2 separate regions of the Homo sapiens genome follow, and region 2 is linked to region 1. A link is a contact called in ENCODE Hi-C or POLR2A ChIA-PET data. All regions are on one chromosome and are shown on one strand. The core of a region is the stretch at or near the end of the contact, and the rest is flanking DNA. Distances in the headings are between cores, read along the strand shown.

Evidence for each region. Hi-C counts contacts between places; a loop is a spot of excess contacts on that map. ChIA-PET counts read pairs that join two places held with the same protein, here RNA polymerase II (POLR2A). Pooled maps may share reads with other maps.
Region 2: a pooled map shows a loop between it and region 1 (3-fold over the local background). The contact joins two enhancer-like sites. A Hi-C loop is called at or near these places in 3 of 168 maps with a recorded cell type or tissue (CD4-positive, alpha-beta memory T cell, chondrocyte and natural killer cell) and 3 of 50 pooled maps. POLR2A ChIA-PET finds 5 or more read pairs at or near these places in 2 of 52 experiments (naive thymus-derived CD4-positive, alpha-beta T cell and naive thymus-derived CD8-positive, alpha-beta T cell).

Annotation. Positions count from the first base shown.
Region 1 is chr15:58,545,626-58,548,830 of GRCh38, reverse strand. It overlaps LIPC (lipase C, hepatic type), which reads right to left. Exons shown (of 9, transcript NM_000236.3): 5 at 2,856-3,089; 6 at 259-501. Among named protein-coding and RNA genes, the nearest start is that of LIPC-AS1, 48 kb to the right of the region's middle. RefSeq lists an enhancer at 1-321. Within about 2 kb of position 1,955, at least 15 of the 41 ENCODE cell types and tissues checked have a DNase peak (open chromatin) inside an H3K27ac peak, as active enhancers do; they include natural killer cell, where a contact is called at or near this core.
Region 2 is chr15:58,627,135-58,630,339 of GRCh38, reverse strand. It overlaps ADAM10 (ADAM metallopeptidase domain 10), which reads left to right. Exons shown (of 16, transcript NM_001110.4): 10 at 2,457-2,640. Among named protein-coding and RNA genes, the nearest start is that of ADAM10, 120 kb to the left of the region's middle. Within about 2 kb of position 1,704, at least 5 of the 41 ENCODE cell types and tissues checked have a DNase peak (open chromatin) inside an H3K27ac peak, as active enhancers do; they include natural killer cell, where a contact is called at or near this core.

The DNA of each region.
Region 1 (3,205 bases), core at 706-3,205:
ATGGACAGAGAGGCCAACCCAAGGATCGTTTCAGAAATGGTCGAGGTTTCTCCTCCTAGCCCTTGGCGGCAAGGTGGCCACACTCTTGGGACAGGAGAAAGGCTGTGTCAACGTTGCTGTCTGGAGCCTGCACAGTTTCAGAAACACCGCAACAGCAGAGCTGAAGCACCTCCAGGAAAGAAGCCAAGGGGACTTCTGAGCCCTTTGGACAGGGGACTGCATCCTGCCCTTCTGAAGGCTCCCCAGCTCCACACTCACCTTTGAAGGGGGACTGGGCTCGCGTTACGAGGAAGAGCCTCTTGCTCTTGCTCCGCGGCTCCTGGCGGACGTGGTAGCCCAGCGTGTTGCAGCGGCCCTTCTTGCAGCTCAGGCACAGGCCCTGGCTGAAGCTGTTCATGTCACCACACGGGTAGGCCATGCTCTGCGTGCCGGCGTGCAGCAAGGAGTCGATGAAAAGGTGCACCGATCGCTCGTGGGAGCATTTTATGGTCTGGGTGATGGCTGGAACACAGGGCAAGAAGGACGTTATCACCCCTTAACCCAAAGCAGCCTCAACTCAGAGGATCACCTTGGTTCTCATCCCACAGGAGGTTAGCAGTAGCACACAGAACAGGCAAGGGTGGGCTTGTCAAGGCAGACCCCTTGACAAGAGCAGGATGTGACAACTGACTGAAACTAAGGGAAGTAGACCCTCTGAGTCATGTAGTGTCAGGCAAAATCCCGGGCACTGCCGGGATCCTGAGAGCACTCCTTTATGACAGCGTGTTACAGTAGGCATTTTAATAGGCACCCAAGTCACTAAGGAAAGATCAAATTCATTAAGAGAGCAGGTTAGTGTAATTTATTATAGAAATATTTCTATCTCAAATGAGATAATTTAAAATGCCCAGGTGCTGATGCCTGGAGGGTGGGTTTTCTGGAACAGGCTTGCGTGGGACTCCTCTTCTCTTAATATAACTAGATACACGAGACAATCCCGTGGCACTCTGATGGTCTGGAGAACGCTGAGGCCTCTCGACAATGTCTACCTTGTGTCCCAAAGCAGCCATTGCATCCCTTAGGTAACAGGCCTGTGAAACCAGCACAAGAATTGGATTTGGAAGGACATTGCCCAGTAACCAGATCTGGACAGGCCTCACCCCCAAAACAAGCTTATGAGGTTGATCTACTAAGGATTTGACCTTTTTTTTTTTTTTTTAACTCTCCAAATTTTAACCTAATCTGTGGTAAATAATTCTCAAGGGATGTTGAGGAACCACCACAAGATATGTGAAACACTTGCTGTAAAGGGACAGCACAGGTGACTTTGCCAAAAGCTATTTCCCCAGTTGTCTGGAGGCTAAATGCCAAGATTAGTCACTGCAGTCCTTGGACGCTAGCGGCTGCATTCCTTGGGCACCTACTAGGAGGCTGTGTATGCTGCGTGCCCTCCGCTCCTCCACTGCCTGCATCTTCACTGCAGCTCCTTGAGGCCGCTGTTTTCGACGAGAAAACTGAGCTTCCAAGACATCCACTAACTCACCCAAGCTCATCCACCCAGGAGGTAGTGAAGGTGAATCTGCAGTTATCCAGTGAGCCCCTGTGCAGCTGTGGCTGGGAGAACTACCCCAGGAACCCTTTCAAACACAGGGGTGAAGACGACTGAGAAAAACCAGCCCAAGCTTGGGCAAGCTGAATACCTACATTTGGTTCCGTCACTTTGAAGTTTAGCACAAAAGAGCAAATGGTAATGATTGGTCAGAAATGTGTTTACCAGGAAAATAAAGCCCATACACCATCCTGATGGTCTGTACTGAGCTTTGTTGGGTGGGGTGAAGTTTGGGATGAGGGCTGGATGGTCAGCTGGGAACTGCTGGTGGCTGGAGGGGAGGTGTTGGAGTGGGGGAGGTGGGAGGGATGTAAGCAATGATAAGGGCAAGTTCCCAGAAGGCTCTCTCAGGCCTGGGCGGTGGAAGGCTGGGAGTCCAGCCAAAATGAGATGATGCGGAGTGTGAAGGTCACTCTGATATTGGAGAGGCGAGGATGGTGTCATCACAAGAGAGTGTGTTCTCAGCTGAGTGTTGGATGATCAGGGTGAGGTGGCTTGTAGGGGTGGAGGGCTCTACTTGGCTTGGAGTGATTGGCATGTCTTAATCAGGGTGATATTTTATAATAGCAAGAAATTTGGAATGCCCGTGGAATGTGCTGCTTCTGCTGACATTTTTGTTCTTTAATCCTGTGCATATTATCAATGTGCATGTTAATATTTCGGTTTTAGGACTTGAGAGAGAAGTGGGATCACAACCCAGATAACAGCACATTCCGTGTCTGCCCTGAGGTAAAGGGCATAACAAGGACATATTTGAAGCTGAATTTCCCATTGGGACAGTCTGAGTAATTTCCTCAATTAAACTGATGGGGTGGGATGAAGAGTGAGACCTTCATCGAGAAGCCACAACCTATTAAGTGGATCCTCATGTGGTTCAGAATAGAGGCGGTCCCTGGAACGAGGAAACTTCCAGAGAAGGAAGAATAACCACAGGCATCCGGACTCAACTCTCAGAAGAGCTGGTACCCCGGGAGAGGGTTTGCCTGGGCACATGGGGCTGGAGTGAGAAGTGGAGGTTCCTGTTGGTGCCCTCTGTTCATCCTCAGGGCGTGGCGTTGGCCTGTTGCCAGGAGTGGCCTGCTGGGGGACAGGCACCCTTGCCCACTCCAGCATTCCTTCTCTCTGGGTGGGCTTGGTGACCATACACCCTGGGCCCCTATCCTTGCTGAACTCTTCCCTGAGTCCCGTATGTTGGTAGATTCCGCTGAATTCCAGAGGCCCCATTGAAATGTAGGCCGGTGCTCCCGGCCCATGACTTCATTCTCACCATTGAAGCCGTGCTGGGCAATATGTCTGTAGAGCTCTAGGAAGTGGCAGCCAGGCTGGAAGGAGCCCCCGTTGGGATAGAAGTCATAGTGTCCTATGGGCTGTTTGATGCCCACGCTCAGGCCCATGTGCTCCCGGGTAAAGGTATGAATGGCATCCACAAAATTGGCATCATCTGGAGAAAGACGATTGCTGGGGGCACTTCCCTCAAACAAAGGTCCCGCGGCATCCAGCCCTAATGGGAAAGCAGGGGTAAGGGTTACGCAGGAGCAAGGAGAGGGGAAGAGAGATGTGCTTTTTAGCTTTTGGATATTATTATACATCAGTGAACTAGCAGGAAGAAGAAACACG
Region 2 (3,205 bases), core at 455-2,954, 82 kb before region 1:
AGGAAGTCAGTTCCTTCCCATGTCTGCCTGTTGAAATCTTGATCCGTGTTGTTATATGATGTAAATGAATATGGCCCTTAATAAAAATTAAGAAAATATGACCATCATAGTTTTATTTATAATACCAAAAAGTTTTAAGCAGCCTAGATGGCCCTACAGTATGAAAATACCACGGAATGCTCTGCAGTCATTTAAATACCAAGTTTTGCAGTGCTCATTTTATACTGTTAAGCTGAAAGAAAGGTGTGTATAACTGTACACATGGAGGGTAGCTGTGGTGACTCACACCTGTAATCCCAGCACTTTGGGAGGCCGAGGTGGGCAGATTGCTTGAGCCCAGGAGTTCGAGACCAGCCTGGGCAACATGGCGAAACCCCGTCTCTACCAAAAATACACACAAAAACAATTAGCTGGGTGTGCTGGACTGCACCTGTAGTCCCAGCTACTCGAGAAGCTAAGGTCGGGGAGGATGACTTGAGTCCAAGGTTGCAGTGAGCCAGGATCACGCCACTACACTCCAGCCTGGGGGACAGAGTGAGACTCTGTCTCAAAAAAAAAAGTTATAACTGTACACATGGTATAGTCCAAATTTTAAATTAAAATGTGATACAGCTAGATATAAGTCAGATAGGAAATAGATCAAAATTTTAATAGTTATAGTGCATGGTAGATTATGATTGAATTTTTATTTATGCATTTTTGTTTTCTTAATTTTCTTTCTTATAGTTAGACAAATTTTTCTGTTTTCTTGTCACAAAGATTATAGTTTCTTAGTGAAACGCTTCTCTTGATTTGAACTCTGAATACTTGTGCGAGTCCAGTCAAGATGGCCTTTATGTTCTGTTTTGTGTTTTGCTTATTCATGTGCTTGTTTTATTCGTTATCTGAGGATGGCAAATAGCTGGCATGCTTGCTTACAACCTGTTTCCCCTTCTATTCCTGTTAATGGTGATCTATTGTAATATCTCCTGGCCTAGTAAAATAATAATTGACTAGCAATATCTGTAATGGATTTATGCAGCAGCAAGTCAGACTAAGCAGTTATGTCAAGATTTGCTATCATTTAAAAATAGAAGGTAAGTGCCTTGAAGGCTAGGGATAATACTTTTCTCATCTTTATATTTTTATATTTTAGTGCCTCCTTTTATAGCACTGGACATTCATTAATATTTACTGAATTGAAAAGTGGCAAGATATTCTGTGATGACATCAAGAGTTATACAGAATTGGGATTTTTTTCTTTCCTTTCTAAAACTCTAATGCTGAGAATAATTCTAGTGCTACACCTTTTTCAGAAACTGAGTTGAATTTTATAGGTTGAAAACATAAAGCAAGATAATATTGGTGAATAGTATAGAGTTGCTAAATGCTGCATCTAGATTCAGAAGAAAGGCAAGAGGTATCAGGAAGAATAAAGGTGATAGTAGAGGACACATTTTTTAATTTAACAGTTGCCTCAGAAGAGGGAATAGAAAATGAAAGTAACTTAGTTGGGCTCTAGGAAAAAACAGAACGTCCTTGGGCAGTCTTTTTCTTTCTTGAGAGTGGGGTTGTTGGGTATTTAAAACAAGATTTTAATTAAATAGCACAATTACTCTAGTGTCCAGTGTTTTTTGCCCCTTCTGATGTGTTCTGAATTGTTTGAGGGGCATTGTGAGGGTTGTTTTAGTGCATATCCCCAGGATGGTAGGGGCTGCTGGGATCTGGTAGTAGTGTTCTGTTGCTTGGTCTCATAAGCATTACTTTGAGAAAATTCAGGGAGCTATGCTGTATGTATCTGACTCTTCAATAAAATTTATCAAAACCGAACACCACTTATGTGCATTTATATGTTACGTGTACACAGAACTCTGTTTATTTGGCAAAGCAGTATTTTGGTTTTATCTCTAGGCTTTTACCATTTTTCATTTAAAAATATATCATTGTGTTTCTGTTCCTAGTCAGCATTTTTACTTACCTTTCCTATATATTGGCTATTAAGTTAGCTGTCTTAGATTCCTGTTCTGTGTGTATTTAGCCCCATGTCAGTCTCTTGATTCTTTTGTCTTTCCCCACCTCTGTCTTCTCTGAACTATTCATAACATGTAATTTAACATATGTGTTAGAGACTATTTAGTAGTTTTAAAGTAGTTTATTTTACTGTTACTAGTTTTAAAAGTATGTGAGCTTATTTTTAATAGACTTTTATGACAGTCTGTCCTCAATTCTAGTCCCTGCTTACAAAGCTATAAATTGTTATGGCTAGACCTCCACTGATTTTCCTCCTTTTCTAAGACAGTGACCCCTAAAAGAGCAAATTCTTTTCCTACTCAAGGTGTAAAACAATTGTAAGATCCTTTTTAAAGGAGAGTCCACAAGCTTCCATTGTTTTCCTGATGAGAACATTACGTTTAATCAGTTGACCTGAAAACCTTATTTTACTTCCTGTTTATGTAACTTTATATTCTTTTTGACAGCATGATTCTGGAACAGAGTGCACACCAGGAGAATCTAAGAATTTGGGTCAAAAAGAAAATGGCAATTACATCATGTATGCAAGAGCAACATCTGGGGACAAACTTAACAACAATAAATTCTCACTCTGTAGTATTAGAAATATAAGCCAAGTTCTTGAGAAGAAGAGAAACAACTGTTTTGTTGGTATGTATATTTTCCTAACGTTTTGTTATGAACATTTTCAAACATTCAGACAACTTGAAAGAATTCTATAGTGATTACTGACATACCCACCACCTGCATTTTACTATTGCTAACACTTTGCTGTATTCCCTTTATCTCGTTATTTCTTAATCTTGCCATCTCTCAATTCATGTTTTATTGCAATTTAAAGTAAGTTGCAGCCATCAGTATACTTCACACCTAAACATTTTAGTCTGCAAATCATTAACTAGAGTTCAATATTGTTTATAGTTCTTTTTCTGTTTTCTGCATAAGTGAAATGCACAAATTTTAAGTGCATCATTTGATGAGTTTTGACAGATGCATTTACCTTTGTAAACTACCTATCAAGATACAGGACATTTCTGTCACCCCGGAACTTTCTTTTATCACCCTTCCCAATCAGGCTCTGTCCCAACACACCCTCAGAGGCAACCACTATCTGATTTATTTCACTCTACATTGGCTTTGTCTTCATATAAGTGAAAGTATACAGTTTATACCCTTCTGTGGAAGGCTGTTTAACTCAGTATACAGCTTTGAGATT